Linked DNA regions of Homo sapiens: region 2 is linked to region 1. A link is a contact called in ENCODE Hi-C data. All regions are on one chromosome and are shown on one strand. Each heading gives the region's core, a stretch centred on a gene start or an enhancer-like site at or near the end of the contact. The rest is flanking DNA. Distances are from core to core; before and after follow the strand shown.

Evidence for each region. Hi-C counts contacts between places; a loop is a spot of excess contacts on that map. Pooled maps may share reads with other maps.
Region 2: a map of naive thymus-derived CD4-positive, alpha-beta T cell shows a loop between it and region 1 (20-fold over the local background). The contact joins the promoter of RAX here to the promoter of ONECUT2 in region 1. A Hi-C loop is called at or near these places in 1 of 168 maps with a recorded cell type or tissue (naive thymus-derived CD4-positive, alpha-beta T cell), 8 of 37 single-sample maps with no recorded cell type and 11 of 50 pooled maps.

Annotation. Positions count from the first base shown.
Region 1 is chr18:57,433,717-57,437,352 of GRCh38, forward strand. ONECUT2 (one cut homeobox 2) reads left to right here and starts at 1,658. Exons shown (of 2, transcript NM_004852.3): 1 at 1,658-3,228. The coding sequence starts at 2,001. RefSeq lists enhancers at 384-964, 965-1,544 and a silencer at 1,538-1,587.
Region 2 is chr18:59,272,204-59,275,839 of GRCh38, forward strand. It overlaps RAX (retina and anterior neural fold homeobox), which reads right to left and starts at 1,251. Exons shown (of 3, transcript NM_013435.3): 1 at 715-1,251; 2 at 158-411. The coding sequence starts at 1,003.

The sequences.
Region 1 (3,636 bases), core at 408-2,907:
AAGAAGAGAGAGGAGGGCGGCAGAAAAGGTCACTGAGACTAAGAACTGTTTTCCAAATGAATCAAACCTTTCTCTGGCACCAAGAAGGGACATACAGTATTCCGAGCTCTGCCCTTGTTTTCTTATCAAGTTTTCTCTAACAGCTGGAAGTGGTTGAAGGGGGCTGTCTTAAGGAGACCCCCTGCTCTTCTTTTGACAGCTGATCAAAAGAAAATAGGTCACGCTTCTCAAACTTATGTCCACCCTGTCCTTAATTACTGTCTCTTTAAACAAAGGCAACATCTGCGCAACCTCAGCTAGCTTGAATCTTCGGAGGCAAACAGAGCGCAACCTGCTTTGGAAGAATCTTGTTACGTTTAAGGCTTTATGCCGGGTGTTGGCCTCTCTGTCTTCAACTACCCCTCCACCCCGACTCGGACTGCAGAAATCTCCAACTCTCTGTCCCCCAGTTCCACTCCCACCTCCAGACCTGGGGTTGCCAAACAACGGAAATTCTAGGAAGACGTAGGTGCGGTTTTTAAAGCCTTGGCTTGTGAGCGTTCTCAGGCTGGCCGGGGCGCTGGTCTTTTCAGAAACAAGGTTTGAATATGCAGGTGTCAGCCAGGATTCCTTGTCGTCTGCCCACCGCCGTTTCTCTCCCGGGATTTGAGAGAAGCGGGAGTGTGTGTGTGTGTGTGTGTGTGTGTGTGTGCGCGTGTGTGTGTCTCGTGTTAGGAGAAAGGTCCGTGGTTGCCGTCTCAGCTGGTTTGCTTACTCTCTGCCCCCAGGAGAAGTTTGCTCACTTGGGACACCAGCGACCCTCCTCACCTCCACCTCACCGGTTCTACACTCTCCCCACTTCTTTCCAAGTCGCTGATGCAGAAAGCACTTGGTCACCTTGAAACGGCAGCTCCCGGAATTCTAGTTTTGTTTTGCAATCTAGCAGGGCTCTTCGGAAGCCTCATAACTGAGATTTATGGGCTCACCGGGTAATTAAATGATGTTATTGTGTTAACTTTGCATGCATTACTGCTGCCCGCGCCGCCCGTGGGCCGCCGGCCGGCCGCAGCTCGCTGGCGACGAGGGCACTACAGTTGCTCTGACCGCGTAGATTATGCATGTCCCGGCCTCGGGAATTTACCATGCATTAGAATACATTAGCGCCTGCATTTTAAAAGGCTAAACTATTGGCTCCCAGCTAGGGACTCTCGGTAAGTGGCTTGTTAGTGACGAGTGTTTGTCTATACTGGCACATAGCGGAGTCTTTTGCTCCCGGCTTACTCGCCTCCAGGAAAGCTTTGGGGTGAGGCGAAGGCGATTGAAGCAATGCCCCTTCCCCCAGATCGCAGCTGCTCAGGGGGGACACAGCACGGCATCTTTCACCGAATCTCTCTCGCTCGCTCGCACTCCAGCCTCCCTCTCCCCAGCGACCCCCCCACCTTCTCCTCCCTCCCTCTCCTTGACGTTTGATTCCAGTAGCAAAGGAGGTAAAAAAGGCACCGAGCCGTCAGCCAAACCTGAAAAGTGCGGCCCCGCCCCCTCCACAGCCACTGGTAGCTTCCCGTGGAAGGCCCGCCTCCCGGGGCAGCTGCGGCCTCGGAGTGGTTGCGCTTGGCGCCCGTCGGGCGTGGCCCCGCCCCAGGTCCGGGAGGGTAGGTTGGCTGCCCCGGCGAGCGGCAGAGCCCTTCTGGACAGCTCCCGCTCACCCAAACAGAAGACGTCGGCGCCGGAGCGGGCTCGGACATGGCGAGGCTGCGAGCCGGCCCGAGCGGCGGGGCCCGGTGATCCCTCCCTCCCTCCCCGTCCCCTCCCCTCTCCCGCACGCACGCCCCGTCCGCCCCCACCCCGCCCCCACCCCGGGCGAGCCCGCCCGCAGCCCGGGGCGCACACCCGCACGCGCACTCCTCTCCACTCACTCCCGCGCCCGCCCCCACTCCCGCAGCCGAGCCCCGCCACGCGCGCCTTGCCCGCCCGCCGGCCGCCCCCGCCGCCCCCGCCGCCCCCGGGCCCTGATGGACTGAATGAAGGCTGCCTACACCGCCTATCGATGCCTCACCAAAGACCTAGAAGGCTGCGCCATGAACCCGGAGCTGACAATGGAAAGTCTGGGCACTTTGCACGGGCCGGCCGGCGGCGGCAGTGGCGGGGGCGGCGGCGGGGGCGGCGGGGGCGGCGGCGGGGGCCCGGGCCATGAGCAGGAGCTGCTGGCCAGCCCCAGCCCCCACCACGCGGGCCGCGGCGCCGCTGGCTCGCTGCGGGGCCCTCCGCCGCCTCCAACCGCGCACCAGGAGCTGGGCACGGCGGCAGCGGCGGCAGCGGCGGCGTCGCGCTCGGCCATGGTCACCAGCATGGCCTCGATCCTGGACGGCGGCGACTACCGGCCCGAGCTCTCCATCCCGCTGCACCACGCCATGAGCATGTCCTGCGACTCGTCTCCGCCTGGCATGGGCATGAGCAACACCTACACCACGCTGACACCGCTCCAGCCGCTGCCACCCATCTCCACCGTGTCTGACAAGTTCCACCACCCTCACCCGCACCACCATCCGCACCACCACCACCACCACCACCACCAGCGCCTGTCCGGCAACGTCAGCGGCAGCTTCACCCTCATGCGCGACGAGCGCGGGCTCCCGGCCATGAACAACCTCTACAGTCCCTACAAGGAGATGCCCGGCATGAGCCAGAGCCTGTCCCCGCTGGCCGCCACGCCGCTGGGCAACGGGCTAGGCGGCCTCCACAACGCGCAGCAGAGTCTGCCCAACTACGGTCCGCCGGGCCACGACAAAATGCTCAGCCCCAACTTCGACGCGCACCACACTGCCATGCTGACCCGCGGTGAGCAACACCTGTCCCGCGGCCTGGGCACCCCACCTGCGGCCATGATGTCGCACCTGAACGGCCTGCACCACCCGGGCCACACTCAGTCTCACGGGCCGGTGCTGGCACCCAGTCGCGAGCGGCCACCCTCGTCCTCATCGGGCTCGCAGGTGGCCACGTCGGGCCAGCTGGAAGAAATCAACACCAAAGAGGTGGCCCAGCGCATCACAGCGGAGCTGAAGCGCTACAGTATCCCCCAGGCGATCTTTGCGCAGAGGGTGCTGTGCCGGTCTCAGGGGACTCTCTCCGACCTGCTCCGGAATCCAAAACCGTGGAGTAAACTCAAATCTGGCAGGGAGACCTTCCGCAGGATGTGGAAGTGGCTTCAGGAGCCCGAGTTCCAGCGCATGTCCGCCTTACGCCTGGCAGGTAAGGCCGGGGCTAGCCAGGGGCCAGGCTGCTGGGAAGAGGGCTCCGGGTCCGGTGCTTGTGGCCCAAGTCTGCGCGCCGAGTCACTTCTCTTGATTCTTTCCTTCTCTTTCCTATACACGTCCTCTTTCTTCTCGTTTTTATTTCTTCTTCCATTTTCTCTTTCTCTTCCGCTCTTCCCCTACTTTCCCTTCTCCCTTTTCTTTTTCTTTCTTACTCTCTCCTTGTCCCTGAGCTTTCATTGACCGACCCCCCCCCATTTCATTCGCCCTCCCCTCAATGTGCCAACCTTTGCCCTATTTCCGATCTTCCCAGGTACTGGGAGGCGGGATGGGGGTGTGCGTTTTCCTCTAGGAGCCCTGTCTTTCCAAGACCCACAGAAACCAGGACCTGCCCTTATTCAAAACC
Region 2 (3,636 bases), core at 1-2,500, 1.8 Mb after region 1:
CATCGAAGATCTGTGCCTCTCCCTTGAGACTCTGGGCATGCCAAGTCGAGGAAGGACAGTAATAAATGCATGGACACCCGTGAATTCCGAGAAGCATTGGCTGCAATTTGGGCCTCGGGCCCTCCCAGATCCCAGTTCCTCAACCTGGGCGCTTTACCTGGACCCGGACCTCTGGTAGGTTGACCTTGCCGGCCAGCTCCTCGCGGCTGTACACGTCCGGGTAGTGGGACTTCTCGAACGCGCGCTCCAGCTCATGCAGCTGGTACGTGGTGAAAGTCGTGCGGTTCCGCCGATGCTTTTTCTTGGGCTGTTCCTCCTCTGACAGTTTCGCTTCGCCGGTGGCTGGCCCGACGGGCAGCCCTGGGCTCGGCCGTGCCTCCCCGGGCTCCTTGGGGCAGTAGGGTCGAGGGGCTGGGGCGACGAGGCCCGGGAGGGTCAGATGCACTCCCCAAAACACCCTTGGGCCGACCCCGCCTCGCTGTGGGCACTGGCCAGCCCGCCTGCGGGCTCCGAGATGGCCCGGGGAGGTCCGTGGTGAGGGCGGCGATGGGTCCTAAGCTTTCTCTGAATGCAAATTGGAAGCTCCCGCCATAGACGGTCCCCAACCCCGCGCCCAGTTGCCTTAATAAAAGTTAAGGAAGGGGCGCTCTCGTCTGGCCAACTCCTAAGCTCGGGCGCCCGAACGGCCTCGCACAGCCAGGGGTGCGCACTCACCTTCGTACTCGGGGGCGGGCGCCGGGGCTGGCGGCGGGGAGGGCTCGGAGCCTTCCTCGGGCGCCTTGGGGCAGGCGGGCCGCGCGCCCAGCCTCCTATCCCGCTCCTTCGCGCCCCGGGCGCCCCGCTCCGCCGGGAAGGTGCCGAGGATCCCGTCGTCCTTGGTAAACCCCAGGATGGCCTCGATGCTGTGAAGTCGCGAGGTGCTCCCGCCCGGGCTGCGGAGCAGGTGGCCGGCAAGCGAGAAGCTCCCGTCGGCCATGGCTGGCGCGCAGCCCGGCAGGTGCATGGGGAGCGCCGGGAGGCGGGAGGGCGCTTTGGAGACGGAGAGGAGAGGCTCGAAGCCGGGTCTTCCCGAGTGCGGCGGTGCAACCCGACGGGTCCCGACCCTAGGTCAAGCTCCGCGGGCGAAGCCCGCCCGGGCTGCGCACGCTGGGGGTGGCCGAGCGCTCAGCCCGCTGCCGCCTTAGTCCCAGAAGTCGGAAGTTCGGGCTCGGGGTAGCTGGGGCTCTCGGCGCTAAAGGCGGGGAGCCAACTGGCCCTCGGCTCCTCCCCTCTCGCCCTGGACCCAGCCCCTTCTCTCGGCCCCTCCCTCCACAGAGGGGCGTGTCCTCACCCGGCCCAGCCACAGGGTCCTCTAGTGGCCACCCCTGGGCCGGCACTAGGAATATTCCCCTTCCACCTCTTGATCCGTTTTAAGCTTTACAAACACACTCCGGGGATCCGCGGCGGGATGCCTGATGGGCTCGGGAACCTGGTCGCGGCGCACCCCTAGTCCTGCCTCAGTGGGGCCGACGCCCTTGGGCTCATCTCTCCCCTTGCGTTTGTCTCCCTCTACTTCGGGCTTACCCTCTCACTTCAGACTACCCCCTGGGGGTCACCTCCCTCCTTGGACGCACCCCTCCCCAGCTTCAGACTCGCCCCTCTAGCCCCCTCTGGCTCACCTCCGCGGGGCCGCCACCCTGGCCTGTGCCCCCTGGAAGCGCCGAGACCCAGCCGAAGGCTTCCCAGCCCCGCACTCGTCGCAGTTTGAATTTCCCCTCGCTGGCTCCCTTTTCGGGACCCACTCCTTTCTTGGCTGGGTTGTACGAAGTCCCGGACCTCGCGTTTAGTTTGTCCGTCTATATCTGTTGTAACTCCTCCCAGTCCCCTCGGACTTGAGCGCCGGCAGCCTCCCTCCTTCCCCGCAGCGCCCACCCCAGGGCCATTTATGTCCGCAAGTCCGGTGACCTCTAGCGCCCGATCGCCCAGCAGGAGACTGGGAGCCCCGAGTCGGATGTGCTGCCGGGCTCAGGTCCCGCAGGAGACCCACCTGGAGTTCCTCGCTCCCGCCCCTTGTCCTGCGGGGAGGGCGGGCTCCTTTACTGATGAGCAGCGGTGTCGCACTCCCGCCTCCCTCCAACACTCCGGGCCAAGGAGATGGCCCAGAGCTGGCTGGGGAAGGACCTTCTCCCGGGGAAGAGGCCTCTCGCCTCCCCGAGGGTTCAGGAGTAATTGGCTTGCAGTTCTTTCTCCTTTGGACCCCCTCGAGGCTTCCGTGGCCCACAGTGACTGATCGGCCACTTGGAAAGATGATTGGATAGGGTGAGTGTGTTTCACCTCCAGCAGCGCGGATGGACAATGGCGCTGTGAACGTCTCACCCCTCAAATCTGAGGCGAGACCCGAGGCGAGCGCTTGGCCTTCCCTGAACTGGTGGCCTGAACCGTGAATTAAAATGCTTTCCTATAAAAGCTCAAGGACCTAGAGGACAATATCCCTAAAATCTCCTTTTCAGTAGGCGCTCTGATCTCCACAGCAGGGGTGTCTTCTTTATCCCGCTTGCGTTCAGACAAGCGTTTGCTGCGTCCCTTTAGAGGGCAAGGCAACCGTCGAGGGCCACGTCGTGGGCATCAAACAAATTGGGAAAGGCCAGGGCCGTTGGCCTGGTGGAGTTTAACGTCCAGTCTGGAAGACAAGACAAAGGAAGAGGGAAAACACACATCCTCAGATCCCCAACCTTTAAATTGGTGTTAGAAGGATGTTTGCGGAGGACAAGTCAATTTCTTAAGGATCATTCAATGGTTAATTCCCCATGATGGGCATATCTACTTTTAATAAAACTATATAATGGCAAACTAAAATAAGGGCAAGCATGTGACTGCAGGAGATAGAAATTGAACTAATTCAAGTCAGAAATTATCTTTTAAGAAAAAAGCTAAAATTAATGAAAGTTAATAGCACTTTACAGTGTTCACATATTACTTTATTTACTTATTATTTATTTGTCTGTTTATTTTAGAGACAGGGTCCCTCTCTGTTGCCCAGGCTGGAGTGCAGTGGCATGATGGTGGCTCACTGCAGCCTGGAACTCCTGGGCTCAAGCAATTCTCTCGACATGTCACTTTGTAGGTTTCAGAATCTTCTCACATTCTTCATGTCATCTGATCTTCACAACCTTGTGAGGTGAGCAGGACAGACATATTGGTCCCCATTTTACAGAAGAGGAAACTGAGGCTCAAAGTGATACAGCTATTAAGTGGAAGGGTCAGGACTAGAACTCAGGCCACTGACTCCTTGTCCAGTGTTTTCTGCCTGCAGCTCATTTGTAATTATTATTGTAGTGTGTGATCTTTTTGAAAAGAATCAAAGCCCATCTTAGCCTGCAGTCTGTCTTTAATCCTTCCCTGAGACTGGATTCTGCATCTAAGAGGCGGAGGTAGAAGCAGTTTAGCTCCCAGAAGAAATAAAGTCAGAGCCTATAGAGAGTGGGCTTTGGGTACCGGCATCCAGGGCAAATTAACAAACCCTCTGGAAAGTCCCCTGACAGACCAGGTTTTGCCTCCTCCTCCGCCCCTCCTCCACCTTTCCAGGGCCCACAAATGGCCTGGTGGCACCCGAAAAGGTCTGACTGCCAGTGACATAGACCAGGTGGCTGACGTGCT